Regions from separate parts of the Mus musculus genome. Here region 2 is linked to region 1. Evidence: chromatin loops called from intact Hi-C (ENCODE). Cell type or tissue: heart. All regions are shown on one strand. Each heading gives the region's core, and the rest is flanking DNA. Links, peaks and the distances in the headings are about the cores only.

Evidence for each region. A loop is a pair of places that touch in the nucleus more often than their neighbours do. Peaks named below come from ENCODE experiments on the same cell type or tissue, not always from the same donor. Only the 100,000 strongest peaks of a DNase experiment are listed, where the experiment ranks them.
Region 2: it touches region 1 in a loop (9-fold over the local background); 9 of 42 quality-filtered maps call a loop at or near these places.

Annotation. Positions count from the first base shown.
Region 1 is chr14:72,511,109-72,522,433 of GRCm38, forward strand. No RefSeq gene overlaps it. Among named protein-coding and RNA genes, the nearest start is that of Gm30500, 25 kb to the left of the region's middle. In heart, for the core only: a CTCF peak has its summit at 5,473 (motif pointing left); no DNase peak of the experiment used is centred there.
Region 2 is chr14:70,774,557-70,785,881 of GRCm38, forward strand. It overlaps Dok2 (docking protein 2), which reads left to right. Exons shown (of 5, transcript NM_010071.2): 2 at 910-1,191; 3 at 1,428-1,515; 4 at 2,260-2,441; 5 at 2,903-3,938. The coding sequence ends at 3,517. Among named protein-coding and RNA genes, the nearest start is that of Dok2, 5.8 kb to the left of the region's middle. In heart, for the core only: a CTCF peak has its summit at 6,383 (motif pointing right); DNase peaks (open chromatin) are centred at 2,375, 3,715, 6,435, 6,815 and 1 weaker place; H3K4me3 peaks cover 1,110 bases; H3K27ac peaks cover 2,554 bases; H3K27me3 peaks cover 549 bases.

The DNA of each region.
Region 1 (11,325 bases), core at 1,118-9,117:
GTCGGCCCAGTCTTCCAGGATGTTTACAAAGCACTTTCAGTATTTGCTGCTGCTATAATTGGCTGTAGAGTAAACACAGTGAATAATAGTTTCTTCTCTGATCACAGTGCGTGTGCTGAAGATAGCTTTTAAGTCATGGTGGTACCCAGCAAGCATCAAGTTCCCTCTGCTTTGTGTTGGTCCTTCAGCAAGCTATGCAAAAGGTTTGGTGGGCCAGGGAGGGAAAGGAAACAGAAGAGTTTGTTAAAGTATATTATTTTAAATTTCTCCCTGGAGAGAGAGAGAAGTCAAATTCTTGATTGCTACAGAAATGTTGTGTACTTAAAACTTACTTGTTCTTGCTACATTTATCTCTAAAAGTTACAAATAATTACATGAAAACCAGGCACGTATTAGCCAAATATTCTTTATATTCACTACTGAATTGAGGAGGTCAGTTACAGTTCTGACTTTGACTGTCAAAACCAGTGGGGTCTTTAGGGATGAAACATGAGTCTAATGTAGGGTGTGGATTCTTAAATTCCCATGTTCTCAGAGAAAGAGTTAAGAAAATAAATCATCCCAGGCATTGCTGCTCGTGGGGGAATGCAATCATATTTGCCTCTCTACTTACTGTACACACAAGTTCTTCTATGTTTATACACACACACACACACACACACACACTAGTATAACATGCACCAGCATCTATCTCTAAACTGTGCATTTCCTCATACTATTAGTTTTTATCTTAACACAGAATAATTTCAACATAAAATTAACTCTCTAAGAACATGGGAGCAATTATTTTGTGGGACAACCATATCTCTTGAGCCAAGATTATTGGTCACATTTATAGCATGCTTAAGAATCTTTTTAAAAAAGTCTTACACCTTGTAGTCTCATCAGCTCCCAGAGGTTGGTACTACTTGTTTTATGTGTAAGTAATGTGAGTCGCAAAACAGTGGAGTGATTTATACTTAGTCAAACATCATGGAAATCTGTAGAGGAAGGACTGAACCACTTCTGAAGCCCCCATCATCACCAGAGGAATTGGTTAGGTCCCCTTTAAAAATACTCTATGAAATTAAATAGCCAAAAGGTCATATCACTCAACACATTTTACGTTGTTCTTTAGATATACAGAAGAGGTATCTACTGAATATTCTTTGTCTTAGGGTAAAGTCATTGTCTTAGGGTTTTACTGCTGTGAAGAGACACCATGACCAAGGCAACTCTTACAAAAGACAACATTTAATTGGAGCTGGTTTACAGTTCATTATCATCATGATGGTAACCATGTTGACATTTAGGCAGACATGATACTGGAGAAGGGGCTGGGAGTTCTACACCCTCATCTGCAGGCAGCAGGAGACTGTGAGCCACACTGGGCCTACCTTGAGCATAGGAGACCTCAAATCCTACACTTCCTCCATCAAGGCCACACCCACTCCAACAAGGCCACACCTCCTAATAGTGCCACTCCCTATGTTCCAAGCATTCTTTGGGAGCCATTCCTATTCCAACCACCACAATCATGTTTCAGTGTTCTCAAACTGTTGTCCAAAGGTTTTATGTCAGTGGTGACAGGGACAGTGAGTGCCTGGGAAATGTGAGCCCTTCAGAATGATGATGGTGAGGTGCTACATAGAGGCCAAGGACCAGAGTGTATTTGACAGTGTCTTTGCTTTATCTTCACACCCCCAGCCCCACCTAGAAACTATGGAGATTGTTTTCTCAGCCCTTGAAAACATGACTAAACTTCCTAGTATCTTCTCATCTTATTCAGCTGGTGTTTTCTACATGGTTCTGAACAAAGACCCAAACAAGTAGATGAGGACAACTGACAAGCTAGTTCAGACATCCTTTTTTATATACTAATTTCATTGCTTTCAGACAAATATTCAAATGTGTTACTAGACCATGCATCGTTTTAAAAAGTAACGTTCACACTATTTTTCATAATGCTTATACTAACTCTGAATACTTAACATCATCCAATCATTTCAAAATTCCACAAATTATTCACTAATGTAATTTCAGCAGAATGGCTTATTTTTTTGTTGACAGGCAACTACAATTCACAACAGCTGAAGGTTCCCATCATACTACCCTTACTAAATTGAAGTATTATAAGCATATTACAGAGTTGTTTTCATTAAAGTTTGGAATAATAAAACTTTTAGACTGACCTGTTATTTCAAATCCACTAAGCAGATCACTTCAAACTGCAGCCTTGCTTTAAGTGGTAGACATTGTCATTCCTTCTAGGCTTCACCCCCACAGTTACCTGGCAATAGCCAGGTACTCCTCACTCAGTAGAAAAGGAGCTGCTTGCCTCCTCCTCTCTCTCTTACCCTTTTACCCTCTTACCCTCTTACCCTCTCCATTCTTCCTCTCTCTCTTCTTCTGTCTCTTCTCTCCCCATTCCCCTTCCCCATCTCTCTCCATGTGTTCATGGCTGGCCTCCACTCCTCTCTCTCTCTCTCTCTCTCTCTCTCTCTCTCTCTCTCTCTCTCTCTCTGCCTTTCTCTGTTTCTACTCCCTAATCAACCCCCCTCCCTATGCTCCCTAAACTCCATGCTATACATCGTGTGGCTAGTACCTGTGTAAGACTCTAATGAGTCTTAGCTTACTGAGGACCCCAGAGTGAACAACGTGGAACCAGGGATTGAGGCAAAAGCAAGAGGAATTTATTGTTCCAATGCATTGGGGTTATCTTGCAGCTGAAGGAGAGGCGATGACCCCAGGTGGCCTTTTCAGTGAGTTTTTATGCCATTTCCTGGGTCAGAATAGAGTGTCAGCAACTAGGCACAATGTGATTGGCAGAACAGTGTGACTTTTAAACTGACTGGTCCTTAGGAAATGAGGTGGCAAGGATGCCCTTTGTCTGCAGGTGGCCAATGGTCAGTGTGCCCTGCAGTTTTCCTGAGGAATATAATCCAGGATGGGAAGGCTGCCTATCATTGACCTTCTCTCCCTTTCAGGAAGGAAGGGGTCTTTATGCTCTGGGGTCTTGGTGGAATTTTCCAAATGCCCTGAGCTTGACCACTTCACCTGTGGGGGGAGGGGGAAGGGATGCCTCAACATGGGCCCACAGAGGCACTCCTACCACACTGCACCATACCTCGCTCTACCAAACATATCTCTGTCTTCCTTTTCTTTTTTACAAAATACAACAGTAGAAGTGTTAATATACTGAGGCAGGAAGAATTCACTGGCCCCTTTTGAGGTGCTTGTTTGTTTGTTTCTTTGTTTTGTGTATGTGTGTGTGTGTGTGTGTGTGTGTGTGTGTGTGTGTATGAATGTATGTGTAATGTGTAATGTGTGTGCATGCTTATGCTCAAATGACTGGTATACGGTTGTGCATGCCACTGCACACGTGAGAAGGTCAGAGTACAGGTTTGTGGAGTTGATCCTGTTCTCTCCTTCCATCCTTAGTGGGTTCTGGGCATTGAGCTCAGGTCTCTAAGCCTACACAGCAAGGCCTTTAATTGCTGAGCCATTTCACTGGCATTAATCTTGCAGACAAAAAAACCTTGGGCACTGTCAAGATTAATTTTTTGGAAACAGAGAATGGATTAATAACAGAAAAGCTGTGATGGTTTCTCAGAGTTTTTGTGAAAGCTCTGAAACTTTCCTATGTCCTTGTTGAGACGTTCACTAAAAACACACAGATAATTTTGTGAGTTTTCATAATGATCCGAATGTGTGAATGTATGTGGGAGCTGACTGCATGGACTGGTTAATGCTGGGCAAGGGGCTGTCTCCCTGCAGGGTGAACTCTGTTCCTATGTCTCAAACTCTCTTTACAGTGAACAGCAAAGCAGAAGTCTGAAAGTACGCTCTGTCCCAAGGCTACAAAGCAGGTCAGAACAAAGATCAGAACAGTCTCCTCCCGCCCTTACCCCAGTTCCCCTGCTATTCCCAGTCGGCCCGAACACAACAAAACAAAAAATATAGCATTACCAGGAAAAACGCAACCCCTCCTTCAAAACGGTAGTTACGAAGCATTCAATGTGTCTGTGGTTGCGTTTTAAGACAATTTGGTCACTTTATTATCAATTTGCATATGCTTATCTGTGTATTGCCCAAAGCAGTAAACACAGAATGATGTGTGGGGGGGGGGGGAATGGGGGGGAGGAGGCGGAGAATATCTGGGACCTGCCAGTGACCCCTCTGCTGCTAACTGGTGGGTAATGGGAGACCAGGACTTGGACATGCATCTCCTAGGGGCTGTCTTCAAGTGGTGTCTTCACATTCCTCTTCGTACCCACACATTCTTCTGAGCACCTCCCTGTTTTCATTGGGGACCCCATCCTAAAGCTTTAAGTACTGCAAACTGCCATGGTGACATTTCAGGCAGTGGACTGTATGGCGGAGGCTGAGAAGGTGGCAGAGGCTGAGAAGGTTCCTGAACACACTCAGTTCCAGCCTAAAGAAGGAATGGCAGATGCCTTTCCTGTCCTCAAGACTAGAACTATTGTATCCTTGCTCTGAAGCCCTGATCACCAGCGAGGAAATTAAATAAAAGAACCCATTAGTTTGTGTGTCCCCATTCCTATTTAATTTGTATTTCATTCATGAGAAAAAAAATTCTTTAAATTTTTGTTGCTGTTTGTTTGTTTTTGTGGACTTTAAATACCCATGGGCAATATAATAGTTAACAAATATGTATAATATATTATTGACCAGAAAAATTCCATAATGCTGATTTCATTACTATAATCGTATTTGTATATTTTTATGCTCGCACATACTATTAGCAACCTTTCAAAGAAATACGAAGCATGCCCGGGACTTAAGTACTGGGGCTGAAGTCAGAACTGAAAAGTGAACTGCACAGAATCTGTGTTCTCCACTGCAGCAAGCTCTCTCTCCATAAGGTTACCCCGTGAACTTAAATGGAGCTCACTAGTATGGCTGTACTTTAGAAGGCAGGAGCAACCAAAGAAAGAGGGACCAACACAGGGAAGGGACATAGGAATAAAGTCTCCTTTTGAATGCCCGGTCTGTCTTTCTTAAAATCGCAGCTAAACCCTGGATTGGCTGCGACGCCAGTACAATGCTTCTAAATTCTTCTGTTTTCTGAATTCTCACTGAGTGTATTAAGGAAGTAGAAACTGTCCAAAACATGAAAACGCAATGAGCTTTATATAGAAGCTATTATTTGAAGTCAGTAGCTGGGTTTACCTTTACCTGGTTCTAGAAGCAAAGACTGTCCCACGCGTATGCTAATCTAGAGCCAATAGGTTTTCTATTTTGTCTTTGTTTGAAGAGATCCTTAAATCTCTTTTGAAAATCAACTTCCTCAGAGAATTCTTAGATAGTATCAAGCTTTTTAGGCCTACGGAGCAAGCATCCCCTTCCTAAAAAGGTGTTCCTTTTGAGTATTTTTTTGGCTATCTATCAGAGCCTCTCCGAACTGAAACACACATTCTGTGCCCTGACCCTGGTTCTCCTGTGTGCTTGCATGGTCTTCTACTGCCATCATCTGGCAAGGCCCCCGGCTGCATGCTACCTCAATTAGGAATTCTGGGTGAGTGAGAGGAGCTGGGGCTTAGTGAAGACAGGAGACTGTGGATCAGAACGTGACAAAGAAACAGTTCTATTATGAGGGGAATGGAAGATTCCGCAGTGTGTGAAACAACTCACCCACTTCTATAGAGTTTTGCCAATGAAGACAATTTCAGTGAAAAGGAAGATAACTCCACTCTGAAAAGGAAGCAATGTGGGATGCAGCGTTTGGGAGGTTGAGGCAGGAGGATCAGAAATTATAGGTCGTCCTTGCCATAAATATCAACACGAAGACCAAGCTGCGCTATGCAAAACCCTGCTGCAAAAATTAAAATATCCATTGTTTACAATTACTTTAAAATCATAGTGTGAGCTCAGGCAAACCTTCCTAACTCTTTAATTAGTTAATAGAAAGGTGGTAGTGACACAGCTTGTCACATGTGTCTGCCTTCACTTTCGTCACTGTGTCATCTATGTTATTCACTTTCAGGTGTCTAACTAGATAGAGTAGGAAAGCCGTACCTCTGAGCCACATCTTAACACCACTTACGGAGTGCTCGTGAATATGGGAGGGAAGCCCCTCCTATCCCTAGTGACCTACAGTTTCATAAAAATCATAGGTTTTCTTCTATCAAAAAAATTATAAAATGCACAGCTTTCTAATTGCTTTCTCTGATTTTACTAACTTACAATTCCATTAAATATAAAATTAGTTAGAATACTAACTTAACAGTATTTGCTGGTACTCTAATAACTATCTTGTTAGATTCTTCTGTGAATATAAAACAAAACAAAACCCTAAACTGAACTATAAAGTATTTGAGGAGTAGTAAAAGACTCTTGGGGTTAAAGACTCTTGGGGTTAAACACTGCCTGCTCTTCTAGGGGACCCAGGTTCAATTCCCAAAATGCTTACTGTGGCTTATAACCATGTGCAACTCCAGTGCCAAGGATTTAGCACTCTTCAAACCTCCAATGGCACTAGGCATGTATGTGGTGCATTAAAGTACATGCAGTCAAAATAACTATACACATAAAATAAATAGTTTTTTAATGGCCAAAGGTTCTATTTTCAATAGATGGCAATTGAAAGAGACCCACACCTGGTCAAGATTCGGAGAATAAAAGACTGGAATTCTCAGTCTGAAATGGGACATCTATTATCACACCCCTCACCCCAAGGCTCAGGGGTCATTGCAGAACAAGGGATGGAAGAGTCTAAGAGTCAGAGGCAGATGTCGACTACAAGTGTTCTTGTCCACTACAAGTGGACACAGCAGGGCAGCCGCACATATAAACTCAGTGATTCTGACAGCATGTGTAAGGCCTGTGCAAGCTCAAGCCAGATGGATTCTCTCCACTGAGAGAGGAGATGGGCACATGTCCCATCTCTAGCTGAAGAGCTATTGGCAACTGATAGCTGTGGACTGGTGGAGAATCAGCTTCTTTAAGAGTGTTGACACTGGCTGGGCGTGGTGGCGCATTCCTTTAATCCCAGCACTCGGGAGGCAGAGGCAGGCGGGTTTCTGAGTTCGAGGCCAGCCTGGTCTACAAAGTGAGTTCCAGGACAGCCAGGGCTATACAGAGAAACCCTGTCTCGACACCCCCACCCCCCAAAAAAAGAGTGTTGAAACTGGTAAGTTGATCATACTCTGTGGAAGGCCACACATCCTAGAATATATGGACAACACAAAACTAGACTTGGGTTTTGAGAGAGAGAGAGAGAGAGAGAGAGAGAGAGAGAGAGAGAGAGAGAGAGAGAGAGAAGAGGACATAAAGTTGGGTAGACAGAGAAAGGGTTGAGCTGGAAGGTTGGAAGGTGTTGAGGGAGGGGTGAGCATGGTCAAACACATTACATGAACATATCAACGAGCTAGTTAAAAAAGGGAAATGAAAAATCAACATATTGTAATAGAGGATAGTTGAAATATCAACACAGTTGGAGTTTTAAAATTGTAGTATAAAGCTGTAATAATCAGGAGGGTATGTGCCATGATTTAAATGCATCCTCACCAAAATTTAGAATTTGAGTATCCTTATCTTGTTAATATGGACCCCTCCCTGTGAAATATCCCAAAACTGAAGAAGAGGCTAGCATTACCTTAATGCCAAAGTTAAATGATCATCATTAATTACATTCAACTACAAATACTCAGTAGACCAGGAATGGAGGGAACAGCCTCAATAAATGCAACGCATAAAATGTTCATAGCTGACATTGAGTTCAGTGGTGAGACTATGTCATTTCCTCTGTGACAGAGGACAGAGGACGCTTGCTCTTGGCAGTTCTACTTAGCATAGTATTGGGTGTCCCAGATGAAGCAATTAGAGGAGAAGCCAGAGGGAGTGATAAAAGAAAGACATAAAATTACTTAGGTTCAAAGTCTAAGTCAAAGTCAAAGTGCAGGCAAAAACCTCGAAACATTCAACAGAAGAATGGTTGACTGAACGCTAGACACACAAATTCAGAGGAATGCAGAACTCACTGACAAAGTCTTGAACTAACTGATATTCACAACGTTTCATGTGGAACATTTGCCAACACGTACCACATTTTGAGTCATAGAAAAATTTGAAAACATTAATCTTACTGTGTCCTTTGAGTAGAAAGTCATCTAAGAAAGACAAAACAACAACAACAACAACAACAACAACAACAACACCAGTACAAACAGGAGTTCAGGAAAGTTTCCAAACCTGAAAATTAAAATGCTTTGGAATAACTTGTTAACTACACAGCAAACTGGAAAGGATTTTCACAAATACATCACAACAGTGGTTTTCTGGAAGATTATATGAGACGGCAACTTCTTTCCAGTTCCTCCCTTTGTGTTGGAAAATGATTTCCAATAAAACTTGCCGGGCTGCAGTGGCGATGTCACCCAATGAAGCAAGGTGGAGGTGCATTTAGGATCCTCAGAGGTAAGAGGTCATGCAACTTGTCCAGTGGCTTCCTTTCTCAGGCACTGGACACACACACATGGCTCACAGAAGTGCATGCAGGCAAAACATTCATACCCATAAAATAAAATCATGATTTTTTTTCCCCAAAACTTTTAGATGACCATTTAAAAAAGAGCAGTGGTATTGTGGTGTAGCCTGCCAACCCCAGGCCAAGGGGACCCACCAGTGCAGGCTGCAGGCACATTAAGACTGTTGGTGATTGGATGAAAGCCAGGGATCAAGATGTCTTGGGAACTGGAGGAGAACGAGTGGTCACAGGGTGGAAAGACAGTAAAATTCTTGCTTATCTGGACATGGAATGTTGAAAAAGTAACTCTGTGTGTCTGGGAAGAGAGTGTGTTACCCGAACTTCTGTCTTTGCCTGTGAAAAATTATGAGTGGAGAGAAATGAACTGAATAATGTTTAGTTTTAAACAAAAAGGATTTCCTGGCTTTGAAATAAAATGGCTCAGCCACAAGAACCCAATCCAATGATTTGATATAAAAAAAAAAACATAAAAAAAACCATAAAAATTTAAAAAATAATGTCCTTTCTGAGAACACGAGTTTATGTTGAAGATATGCCCCAGTGTACTGGCTAGTTATTTGAGGTTTCTCTTCTTTTCTTTTCTTTTCTTTTCTTTTCTTTTCTTTTCTTTTCTTTTCTCTTCTCTTCTCTTCTCTTCTCTTCTCTTCTCTTCTTTCTATTTTTTCTTTTCTTTTTTTTTCTTTCCATTTTTTATTAGGTATTTAGCTCATTTACATTTCCAATGCTATACCAAAAGTCCCCCATACCCACCCACCCCCACTCCCCTACCCACCCACTCCCCCTTTTTGGCCCTGGCGTTCCCCTGTACTGGGGCATATAAAGTTTGTGTGTCCAATGGGCCTCTCTTTCCAGTGATGGCCGACTAGGCCATCTTTTGATACATATGCAGCTAGAGTCAAGAGCTCCGGGGTACTGGTTAGTTCATAATGTTGATCCACCTATAGGGTTGCAGATCCCTTTAGCTCCTTGGGTACTTTCTCTAGCTCCTCCATTGGGAGCCCTGTGATCCATCCATTAGCTGACTGTGGGCATCCACTTCTGTGTTTGCTAGGCCCCGGCATAGTCTCACAAGAGACAGCTACATCTGGGTCCTTTCGATAAAATCTTGCTAGTGTATGCAATGGTGTCAGCGTTTGGATGCTGATTATGGGGTGGATCCCTGGATAAGGCAGTCTCTACATGGTCCATCCTTTCATCTCAGCTCCAAACTTTGTCTCTGTAACTCCTTCCAAGGGTGTTTTGTTCCCACTTCTAAGGAGGGGCATAGTGTCCACACTTCAGTCTTCATTTTTCTTGAGTTTCATGTGTTTAGGAAATTGTATCTTATATCTTGGGTATCCTAGGTTTTGGGCTAATATCCACTTATCAGTGAGTACATATTGTGTGAGTTCCTTTGTGAATGTGTTACCTCACTCAGGATGATGCCCTCCAGGTCCATCCATTTGCCTAGGAATTTCATAAATTCATTCTTTTTAATAGCTGAGTAGTATTCCATTGTGTAGATGTACCACATTTTCTGTATCCATTCCTCTGGTGAGGGGCATCTGGGTTCTTTCCAGCTTCTGGCTATTATAAATAAGGCTGCTATGAACATAGTGGAGCATGTGTCCTTCTTACCAGTTGGGGCATCTTCTGGATATATGCCCAGGAGAGGTATTGCTGGATCCTCCGGTAGTACTATGTCCAATTTTCTGAGGATCCGCCAGATGGATTTCTAGAGTGGTTGTACAAGCCTGCAATCCCACCAACAATGGAGGAGTGTTCCTCTTTCTCCACATCCTCGCCAGCATCTGCTGTCACCTGAATTTTTGATCTTAGACATTCTGACTGGTGTGAGGTGGAATCTCAGGGTTGTTTTGATTTGCATTTCCCTGATGATTAAGGATGTTGAACATTTTTTCAGGTGCTTCTCTGCCATTCGGTATTCCTCAGGTGAGAATTCTTTGTTCAGTTCTGAGCCCCATTTTTTAATGGGGTTATTTGATTTTCTGAAGTCCAAATTCTTGAGTTCTTTATATATGTTGGATATTAGTCCCCTATCTGATTTAGAATAGGTAAAGATCCTTTCCCAATCTGTTGGTGGTCTCTTTGTCTTATTGACGGTGTCTTTTGCCTTGCAGAAACTTTGGAGTTTCATTAGGTCCCATTTGTCAATTCTCGATCTTACAGCACAAGCCATTGCTGTTCTGTTCAGGAATTTTTCCCCTGTGCCCATATCTTCAAGGCTTTTCCCCACTTTCTCCTCTATAAGTTTCAGTGTCTCTGGTTTTATGTGAAGTTCTTTGATCCATTTAGATTTGACCTTAGTACAAGGAGATAAGTATGGATCGATTCGCATTCTTCTACATGATAACAACCAGTTGTGCCAGCACCAATTGTTGAAAATGCTGTCTTTCTTCCACTGGATGGTTTTAGCTCCCTTGTCGAAGATCAAGTGACCATAGGTGTGTGGGTTCATTTCTGGGTCTTCAATTCTATTCCATTGGTCTACTTGTCTGTCTCTATACCAGTACCATGCAGTTTTTACCACAATTGCTCTGTAGTAAAGCTTTAGGTCAGGCATGGTGATTCCACCAGAGGTTCTTTTATCCTTGAGAAGAGTTTTTGCTATCCTAGGTTTTTTGTTAATCCAGATGAATTTGCAAATTGCTCCTTCTAATTCGTTGAAGAATTGAGTTGGAATTTTGATGGGGATTGCATTGAATCTGTAGATTGCTTTTGGCAAGATAGCCATTTTTACAATGTTGATCCTGCCAATCCATGAGCATGGGAGATCTTTCCATCTTCTGAGATCTTCTTTAATTTCTTTCTTCAGAGACTTGAAGTTTTTATCATAC
Region 2 (11,325 bases), core at 1,525-9,524, 1.7 Mb before region 1:
GCCCTGTTACTATCCCGGGTAGAAGGGTGTCTTAATATCCCTGACCCTTATGAGACCATGTGCTCCACCAGTTTAGACAAGAACACTACTTGGGGAAGATGTCTGCCTTCTCAACGTGCCTTGCCTTCTAAACCAGGCTCTGGATCGCTCTTTGCTGAGGGCTGTTTGTCCTTGCTTGTGGGGGAGGAAGCAGATTCTGACATTATCTCTCTCTCTTTTTGTTCCCTTGCTCAGTATTGAATTTGGGGGTACCTTGGGCGGGTACGGAAGGAAGAGTTGGGGGCCAGTCAGTTTGGGATGACAGCAGAGGTCCCTCTCACCTTTGACTGCTACTGAGCTGTGGCCCCAGGGTGTTCCAACCTCTTCCTTCCCTAGCCTCTTTGAAGGGGAAGCTCTTCTGCCTCCTGCTGTTACCCAGCTGTGCTTACCCCAACACCCACCTCACCCTGTCTAGGTCTCTGTTTCTTTGTTTGTCTCTCATGGTCCAACTCCTTAATCAGTGAGACAAAAAAGGAGAGGAGGTGGGAAATTTTGGAGCCAGAACCTTCCTATGAAATGAAGACTTGTCCCTGGTCTAGGCTACTCTCCCCTCACTGTTCATCTCTGGGCTCAGTGACTTTTGTTCCCACTACCTGGCTGATGGGCCTGTCATCTTCCTGGACTCTGCATCCATTGGACATTTACTGTGGCCTTTGGCTAGCCTGCGGATCTTGGTCAGCTCTGTCATTCCATGGTCTCTGTTGTCTTCTCGGGCCTCTCTGACTGGCTGTGATGTTTGCCATTCTCCCCATCCTGTGTGGCTGCCCCAGCCCCTCTACCTCTCCCACAGTTCCTCTTCTCCCCTTTCATGACCATCTCTCCATCTCCGATGGTTCCCACTTGGCCTCTACGTGGCATACCTGGGCTCAGAAGTGGCGCCGGTTCGCAGCCGTGTTATATGGAGAGTCTGGCTGTGCCCTAGCCAGACTAGAGCTCCAGGATGTCCCCGAGAAGACACGGCGAGGAGAGGCCACTCGGAAGGTTGTCCGCCTCAGTGACTGCTTACGGGTAGCAGAGGTAGGCAGTGAGGCCAGCAGCCCCCGGGACACCAGTGCCTTCATCCTGGAGACCAAGGAGCGCCTGTACCTACTGGCAGCCCCCTCGGCAGAGCGCAGTGACTGGATACAGGCCATCTGCCTGTTGGCTTTCCCGGTGAGGGGTACAAAGTGGCCCAGGGGAGGGCGGCCACCAGGGGAGGGCGATGTTACTTAGATACTTCCTGTGGACAGGTGGTAGAAGAACCAAAACTCTTTTTTAGGGGAGTTCTTCCTTAAGGGAGCCCAGTTTGAAGTGCACCCAGAACCAGCTGGCTGGGTGTGCACTGAAAGCGAATGTCAGAGAGCCTTGGGGTGGGTTCTGGTGCTAAGACCCGGGACCTGCCTCCTCAGGGACAGAGGAAAGGGTCACCAGGACTGGAGGAAAAGAGCGGCAGTCCCTGCATGGAGGAGAACGAGTTGTATAGCAGCTCCACCACAGGTGAGAGTTGGGGCTGAGGGGCCTATGGTGCGGGAGGGAGGAGGCATGGGCTGGCTTGTGGTCTTCCTGCCTTGTGGTTACCCTGGGCCCAGCTTATCAGCGTCTCTTCCTGGCTTCTTGGTGTGGCTCAAGGTCGTTGGAACCCGGCCTACCCCAGTGTCTGCCTTGGCTCAGCCTGCCCTGACTGAGGCTGAGGGTCTCGGTTTGACTCTCTCTTTGTGGGGCGTGAAGTGATTGTGGGAGGAGAGAATTGCTTCGTGTCTGTTTGGCAGTGCAGGGCGTCCTGTGAATAGGGAAATGCGGTGCTGATAAGGGAGGCCCAGTTCTGGCTTTCTTTGTGCTTTCTAGGCTCATCACGGAGGTGTGGGAGAGAAACTCTTCCGTTTACACTCCACCCACGGGAAGGGGCACTGGCTATGGGAGTCGCAGGGGCAGGCTTCACCTGGGGCTTAGCATCAGGGTCTTGGGGAGTGATGGATGGTGTGGAGAAAACCAAGCTGTGGCTCTGGCAGCAGTGGCAGGAAGGATGTGGGCACAGGGTTGGGGTGGTATGGCCGAGGGCCTGAAGAATGCCTTCCAGGGGAGGAGGTGGGGTCAGCAGCCTAGGCATTAAGATCTGTGGTGGGATCACAGATAACACGAACAGGGTTTTCTCAAGAATTTCTGGCATGCTTACTAAGGATGGGTTGGTGGAGAAGGAGCCCACTGTTTCCTGAAGCTGCCTCTCTTTCTTCTCCTCTCCAGGGCTCTGCAAGGAATATATGGTGACCATACGACCCACAGAAGCCAGTGAGCGCTGCCGGCTCCGAGGGTCCTATACTCTCCGGACCGGGGTGAGTGCCCTGGAGCTGTGGGGTGGCCCTGAGCCAGGCACACAGCTATATGACTGGCCCTACAGGTTTCTTCGACGCTTTGGGCGTGACAAGGTGAGTGAGTGAAGGGCTGAGACCAAAGATGAGTTACCTAAGGAGAACAACGAGGGAGGGGCAGAGAGCCAATAAAGAGAGAGTGGATCGAGGAGGAAGGTCATCTAGAGAGACAGCAGAGGTGGGAGGGGAAGGAGTGAAAGCCAAGAGGCCTAGGTGAGGAGAGATGATGTGGAGAAGGGATGGGGAGGAGCGTGTTCTTGCCAGATGTGGTGGCACACAGCTATAATGTCAGCACTGAGGGGGCTGAGGCAGGAGACAGAGTTGAAGGCCTGCCTGGGCTACATGGTGAGAGCCTTTTCCCAAGTAAACAACCAACCCCAACAAACAAAATGCAGAGGCAGAGGGGCAAGAGCTCCAAGAGCTCCAAGAGAAGTTTCTGGTGCCAGGGTCAGCACTTTTCCATGTGGGTGGAGTCCAGGGAAGAACAGTTCTTTCCCTCTTTTCCCCCCTCACTGTAGGCAACTTTTTCCTTTGAGGCTGGCAGACGCTGTCTCTCTGGAGAGGGCAACTTTGAGTTCGAAACACGACACGGCAATGAGATCTTCCAAGCCTTAGAAAAGGTCATTGCTGTCCAGAAGAATGCCACCCCTTCCGGGCCTCCATCCCTGCCAGCCACAGGGCCCATGATGCCCACTGTGCTGCCTCGACCTGAAAGCCCCTATTCCCGGCCCCACGACTCTCTGCCTTCTCCATCCCCTGGCACACTGGTGCCTGGCATGAGGCCAGGGGCCCCTGAGGGGGAGTATGCCGTACCCTTTGATACGGTGGCTCACTCCCTGAGGAAGAGCTTCAGGGGCCTCCTGACGGGCCCCCCTCCACACCTTCCCGACCCACTGTATGACAGCATTCAGGAGGATCCTGGGGCCCCTCTACCTGACCATATATATGATGAGCCTGAGGGTGTGGCTGCCCTGTCCCTCTATGACAGGACACAGAGGCCCTCAGGGGAGACATGGAGGGAGCAGGCCACTGCCGATGGGGGTCCCAGCTCCCTCCAGCAAGACTCCTCTGTGCCTGACTGGCCACAGGCAACTGAGTATGACAATGTCATACTTAAAAAAGGCCCAAAGTAGGGGATGGCCAGAAGATGGGATATGTGGTTCCCAGGGAGGTCTTCGGAAGCTGTGGAGGGGAAATGGTGGCTTCTGGTAGAGTCCTTTTGGTTACTGCCCCTTCCTGGGCCCCAGGCTCGGTGTGCCTTATTTGTGTACTGTGTGAGTCACTAGCCTGGAGCAGAAAGAGGGCCCTGGAGGGACCCACCCTCCTCCTACACTTTTCCACTTCCTCCCACTGCCTTGGGTCTAAAGGGAACTGGGGCCATTTCTCTTAAGAGACAAAGGGTTTCCACAGATGTCCTGGCTCCTCGGTGTGGGCAGGCCTCCTGCCTATAGATGTTTTGTTCCTGGGACAACCCTGGCTTCTGGTTAGCAGCGAGAGTAGCTGTTGTCCCTCTAGCTCCCAGAGTTTTCTATACATTAAACCAATTTCGAACTACTCTTCTGTGGCCTGTAATGCTGTGAGGGGAGAGAATGCTGGGGCTGACCTGCCGAGTGCTTCTTCCACTGGCTGGGATGTCTTCCCTGGGCCTCTGCTGGGTCCTCAGCATTTGTCTACAGGGTCAGAGGCCCCAGGAGGTCTGGGACCCTCCCACCCCCCCTAGGAAAATCTTTATTTTAATCTGTCTTTTGTTTCTATAACTGAATGCCACAGACTAGGTAGTTTATGAAGAAAAAAGATTTTATTTTCAGCTTGTGGATCTTCAGGCTGGGGAGTCCACAAACACAAAATGTTTATGGTATCCAGTGAGAGCCTTCTTCTTGCATGATAATACCACAGTGGACATGATGTGACAAGAAGACAGCAAGCATAGAGAGAAAGCAAGGCTGTTCCCTGGATCATGCACTGCTTCCTGAATCACTTCATTCATCTACAGAAACAGTGCCCTCATCGTCCAATCCCAAAGCCCTGCTTCCAAATCCATGAGCATATAACTTGGGAGATTTTGTTTTTAACATATGAAACATGAGGTCCATTCAAAGCATGAAAAACCTTCAAACATCTGCTTTTTTACTTTTTGCAAGGACAGAAAAATGGCAGTGGATGCGTGAAGGGTTTGATGGCAAATCTGGATTTCGAGAAAGACTTAGCAGTTAATAGATTTTACATTTATCTACTTCTGCGTGTATGGGCAGGCAGGGCTTGTCACAGCTCCCACATGGAGGATGCAGGACAACTTGCAGGAATCAGTTCTCTCCATCCTCCATGGGTTCCAGGATGGAGCTCAGCCCATCAGTCTTGGCGATCTTTCCCTGCTGAACCATCTCATGGGTCCCAAGAAATGAGTGACTTATTGTATCTTTTATGCACTAGAAATAAGACTTACCGGTTGTGTGGTCCTGGCCAGCCTTTCCTAGGACATGATTCCCACCCCACCCCTCCTTACATATATGTGTAAAGCTGAGAGAGACAAGGCACAGATGGCTGTCCTTGAGAAGGGAATGTTAAGTGCCACATAGGCAGCCCAAGGCCAGGTGCTTCAGAAGCAGTTAATGTCCAAGAAAGACTTCATAGCAAAGGGTGGTGTTTGAGGTGGGCCTTTCAGGGTGGGAAGGGCTTTGATGGTACTTAAGGGGTCTGGGGGGAGAGAGGGAGAGGGAGAGGGAGAGGGAGAGGGAGAGGGAGAGGGAGAGAGAGAGAAAGAGAGAGAGAGAGAGAGAGAGAGAGGATATCTTGGAAGGAACAATACTAAAGCTACAGAAGGAGTCAGGAAGGAATTGGACCCAGAGCGAGCTGCTCCATCACTGTTTAGTTGGAATGTTGACTTAGTGATAGCAGGAAACATCCATCCAGTAGAAACCACATTTTGAACACTGAACTTTGATCAGCTGATCTCTATGGATGGGCTCCTTTTCCTCAGCGCCGGCATCGGGGCATTGGCAATGGCCTCCAATCTCTTGGTAGGTCAGGTGTGCCCCATGCCTCTTTGGCTTAGGACGACATGAACATTGGGAGGTCTTAGCAACACAGAAACCTGCTGTAGGTGGAGGGGTAGTGTCGGCAGCAGCAGATTCGGAGTATGTTGTGGGAAGCTCATTGTTAGTGGGAGAAGGAAGGGAGGTTTGAGGCTCTTGGGTAAGGAATGCCACAGGAATAAATCTTTAGGGACAGCAGCTCTGGGAAGCTGGACTTGGGGGTGAGAGGTATAGCGTAGAGATGCCACTGAAAGGGTTCCTGGGATTCAAAAGCTGCTACAGAGTTAGCTCCTGTGCAGCTTGGGTGACGAAGAAGAGAGGTTTCCAAGGCGACACTTAAGTTTCAGGTAGTGAGCTTGGATCCTCACATGCTGAGGTTAATTACGATGGCTACAGTAGCCAGGGGGTGAGTCTTTAATCCCAGTACTCCGGAGACAGGCATATCTCTCAGTTCAAGACCAGCCTGTTCTACAGAGCAGAGTTCCAGGGCAGTCAAGGCTGCATACATAAACCCTGTCTCGAAAAACTAAAAAACCAAAGAAGCAAAAAAGCAAGCAAGCAACCAACCAACCAAACAGAAAGACGGCGGCTGCATTCTGTCCAGTCACAGTGAGGTTCTAGTGCAAGACAAGGTTCTAGCATCCAGGAGAGTAATGAGCAACAGACACACAGATCCATGCCTTCAAGACCCCGGGTGTGTGGCCTCCTAGGTTTTGTCTTATGGTAGCTTTTGACAGTTATTAACGGAGTACGTAAGCTGGAGCAGGTAAGAGGTTCTCTGCCACTTTTGTCTGTGCCAAGGTTTGCATTCAATCTGCGGGTCCAATTCTCCAAGGAGCCCAGGCTCCTCAGGACATGGGGGAAGAGCATTGGGGCAGGAGTCAGGTAGACGCTTTGTGTCTCAAAGCAAAGAAGGCCACATTATTGATTCCTCACTTGGCACTTGACGCACTCATCCCGAATGTGCCCAGCAGGGGGCAGTGCCAGCCTGTGGAAACTGCAACTAGGGACTAAGCTTGCGAGGCGCGGTGGGTGCCTGGTCCTGAGGGACGAATTTCTCTACCTGAAGGATCTGGTGGTGAGGGGCAGCTTCGGGAGTCTTCCGAACCTTGGGATTCCCCTCCGGAAATGTGAACACGCTTTCAAAATATGGGATCCTGAGCCGATCCCTATCTCTTTGCGCCCTTCACCTTCAAGAGACAGAACTTTCTGGTTGCTCTACTCTGAGATCACGTGATCTCACCAGGGGACGTGGTGGACAGCTTGATTGGGGAAAAGTGGGGTGAGGGGTTGGTAGCTGCGGAAGTAGAGCATTTGGGGAAGCTGGGAGTGGCAATGAAAGTCCTTAGAAGGCTGTTGGGGAAATGCTGACTAGGTTTTTAGTGTCCTCGGAGGAAATGAGCCAGTGGGTGTGCCCCATTCTGCAGGGAGCTCTGAATGCCTCTTAGCTAGCTTTAGCTGTGTCTGTGTCACCGCGATGTGTGTGCATCATTCATCCAGTAATACTACAGAGCAACTGCCACTTGTATGTCCCTCTCTCTCAGAAGCTGGGATTCCGGAAGGTTCCCCAGCCCCTAGCCCCAACTCAAAGGAGCAAGCAGTGGGGAGCAGCAGAGGCGGTCACTGATGGGTCAGGGAGAGAAGCGCTTGAGAGCACCACAGACAGACACACTGAGGCAAGGCCTCCTTCAAGAGCCGCTGAGCCACCCAGGCGGCCAGGGGAAAGTGCACAGGCAAGGAAGGAAACAGACCTGCCATTGTGGGCCCGAGCAAAGGATTTACAAAGACCTTGCCACCCAGAATGGGTCTCTGGCTCTAGGCAAGCTGCTTAGTACCTGTTGATACTATGAGAAACTTAGGTGTATCTAGGACTATTATAGACTGGCTTAATCTTTTAATTGAGGTCATAGGTTGTCTAATGAATGGACATGTTCTGAGAAATTTGTCACTACACATTGTCACCACTGAATATTCTTTTATTAATTATTTCTTTTCTTTTTCTCTTCTTCTTCTTCTTCTTCTTCTTCTTCTTCTTCTTCTTCTTCTTCTTCTTCTTCTTCTTCTTCTTCTTCCTCCTTCCTCCCTCCTCCCTCCTCCTCCCTCCTCCCTCCTCCTCCTTCCTCTTCCTCTTCTTTTGGTTTTACAAGACAGGGTTTCTCTGTGTAGCCCTGGCTGTCCTGGAACTCACTCTGTAGACCAGACTGGCCTCAAACTCAGAAATCCACCTGCCTCTGCCTCCCGAGTGCTGAGATTAAAGGTGTGCCACCACGCCCGGCTTATTAATTATTTCTTCACTTTACATCCTGACCACAGTTTCCCTTCCTTCCCCTCCTCCCAGTCCTTCCTGCCAATCTCCATTTACTTGTCTTCTGTCTTTTCAGAAGGGGGGGGGGGGCTCCCATCAACCAACCCTGGCATATCAAGTTGCAGTAAGACTGGGCACATCCTCCTCTATTGAGGCTAGACAAGGTAGCCCCGTAGGAGGGAAGGGTCCCAAAGGCAGGCCACAGAGTCAGAAACAGCCCTTGCTCCGGCTGTTAGGGGTCCCACTTGAAGACCAAGCTGCACTAGTGTAACATATGTGCAGAGGGCCTAGGTCAGTCCCATGCAGGCTCCCTGGAGAGTGGTTCAGTCTCTGTGGGCCCTTAGGGGCCCAGGCTAGTTGATTCTGTAGGTTATCTTGCACCACTGAATTTTTATACCTATGTGATATATAACTGCGTACCTAAGGTACATGGTATGTTTGTATATATGTCTGTGTGTAAATATAATTTATACTATTTGCTATATAAATATAACACATATATGCATGTAATATATAATTTATATATGTTCTATATAATCACAATATATCTGTAATATGTATATATTATAGATGTGTGGCATAGCCTGTTTCACCTAGGATACAAACATGTAGAGCTATGTTATATGTGAAATACTGGATGTATTGGTAACATAATGGTATTTGTGTATATATAAACATCCAAGATAGAAGAGGGTCCATAAACATGCCAGGCAGGAGGTATTTTTTTTTCATCTGCTTTAATCTTACAGACTTTATATACAGCTTGTCATTGACTGAGATGTCATTGTGTGCCACAGCCATGCATTGGCATCAGGGCAGATAGGAGTTCAGGGTTCAGGTCCCCAGCTTGGAGGCATGTACCCAAATTCACTACTGCTGAATGCTGTGTCATTCCCATTCTTTTCTGACTCTCCCATTTCTCTTTATTCCTACTTTCTTCAGAGTGTATAAACTGTGTGCACGTGCATGTGCGCGTGTGCGTGCGTGCGTGCGTGTGTGTGTGTGTGTGTGTGTGTGTGTGTGTGTGAGCTAATCTGAGTAAACCTGCCCCACGCTTAGAGAAGGGGATGCCAGCCCCCCCCCCCCCCCCCCCCAGGAGGTTCCACCTGGACTTTCAGCATCTGGAAAGGTTTCAGCATCTGATTGTTTGAGCCTCTCTGGCTCACTCAGCCCTCCCTGGGGACTCTCCTCAGGCTGCTGCTGCCACCACTTTTCGGCCTTGATGTTAACCAGCCTCCTGCCTCTTGCCTTCTGGGCGTTGATTCAATTAGCCAAGGTGCCCACCTCTTGCAAGGGCCATTTATAAAATCAACTGGGGCAGCTGCAGAACCTCAGGCAGGGCAGGGCTGGAGAGATAGCGAGCTGAGAGGAGGAGGTAGAGGAATCCTGGGAGGGGGGTCTGATCCAATTAGGTGCTAGGCTGGCTTCCCCCTGGCAGGAGGCTGTACATCATTGCTTGGCTTTGGTCCTCTACTGCCCGGCACAGAGCAGAGTCCATCAATCTCCAGGCTGTGGATAGGGATGGTAGAGTGAAGGCAGTGGTATGCAGTGTTCACAACACTTCCATCTTTGTAGCAAGCATGCTTGGGACAGCTTAATGTTGTGGGCTGGGCACACAGGCTGCAGCTTGACTCCCTGGGTTCAAGTTCTACCTCTGCTCAAAGGCAGCTGTGTTTTTGGCACCTGCATCAGTTTTTGCTGGGGGAAAAGGAGATGGTAACACTTCTCCTCTTTGAAGTTTGTGGCAAAGATAAAAGGGATGAATGAAAGCATAGCTCCCAGGACAGTGCTTGGCACATGCTGAGCTCCGGTGTCTACCACAGTCTCATTTGGCTCTCAAACCAGCAGTCAAATTATGCTTATCTTAGTAATAGGGTCACTGGGTCATAGGCAAGCAGCTTCCCCACAGTCTTTGCAGAGAAGACTTGGGCTTGGTAGAGGTGGAAGGATTTGCCTGGACACATGGTTCTAAAGAATGAAGAAAGGAGGAAGAGAGGTCAAGGAGAGGTCAGAAATGCTTTGCCTGCAGCCTTTCCTTTCCACACTAGGAGGGGGAGTGCTGAGGACTCCTCAGCCTCAGCTTGGAGAGGGGTTCTTGGAGAAGGAATGTTTGAGATAGAGAGAAGGGTGTTGGAGACCTGCAAAACGAATGACTTGAAGTCAAACTGTGGGTCCAAGCTGGCAGCCTAAGTTCTGCTCGAGACAGCTTTCTAAATGCTCTATGTTCTTCTTCTCTAAGCAGTTCTCTTTTGTTATTCTAAAAATTATCTGGATAGCTCAACTCTTAGAGATCAAAAGCCCAGTTTATTTTTTTTTTTAACTTATCAATTCAGTCATTCCCCCAGGTTTCCTTTTGGTTATCCCATGAATCAGCATCCCTTGACCTCAGCCTTCTTAGGAAGAGTCAGCAAGCACAGACCTGTCCTGGAATTACCATGTGGACCATGACTGGGCCTAAATTCCCTCTGTCCCAGGCTGACCTTGAACTCAGGAATCTACCTGATTTTGTGTCTTTCTGGCAAGATGGTTTGTGGTGTAGCTGCCCCTACTCCTTCAGATCTGTGACACTCCTTACACAATTCACATTTTGCATGGTTGAGAAATGATCTATTTTTGAACTCATGTTTTCAATGTTCTTTCCCACAGCCGTAGGAGCTGTCTTGAACGCCACAGTATTCTACCATTTGCTGAGACCTAGAACACATTCTTGCCTCCCAGGCTCACGCTGTCTCTGATTATCATAGAGGCATTAACCTTGGCAGAGAGGACATTCCTCATAGGGGAACCATGAAAACATGTACATTATACAAGAAAGCCTTACACCCACAACAACCACCAATACTCAAGGAGTCCCACGCTCTGCTGGCTCTGTTCCAGGGGCAGGAAACCGCCATACTGCCCCTTATATGGCTATTTTGGACTCAGCAGGGGAGGGCAGATTCCTGTGGCTGAATCTGATGCTCACATGATCTATTATGCCTAGGAATGGTGCCACCAGCCGGGCAAGCTGCTGCATAGGCTAGAAGCAAAATTGGAGGCTAGGCAGCCTCAGGGAAGCACCCCTTTCATGATCACAGCATCCACTGGCACCAAGCAGTGAGCACTTTGGGGCAAGGGAGCTAGCAGCTGGCTAGGACAAAGCATCAGGTGGCTCAGCTAGTGCCACTTGCCAACTGGTATGGTCTGTGCAGATCCTGGGACTACTGCCCTGAAGCCAGAAAGAGGAACTGGGAGTAATGAAGAAGGAAGTTGAGGAGGAGTGGGTATAAAGCTGAGGGACTGCTTGGGAGCCAAGTTTGGTAAGCAGGCCCACAATCCCAGCACATGGGAGGCTGAGTCAGGGTTGTTAGTCTGAGGCTAGCCTGAGCTACACAGTGAGAATGTATCTCTAAATAAATGAATGACCGAATGAATAAAAATAAAATAAGGTGCCCAGAAAACACTTAACACATTACAGTTTATCATTTTTTCTCTTTCTCCCTCACTTAATTCTTCCTTGCCTCATCCTCTTCCACTTTCCTTTTTTTTTTTTTTTGTCTCCCCTCAACCCCTTTCTTTTTCTCTCCTCATGGTCTTAGATCTTACCATGTAGCTCAGGTTGGCT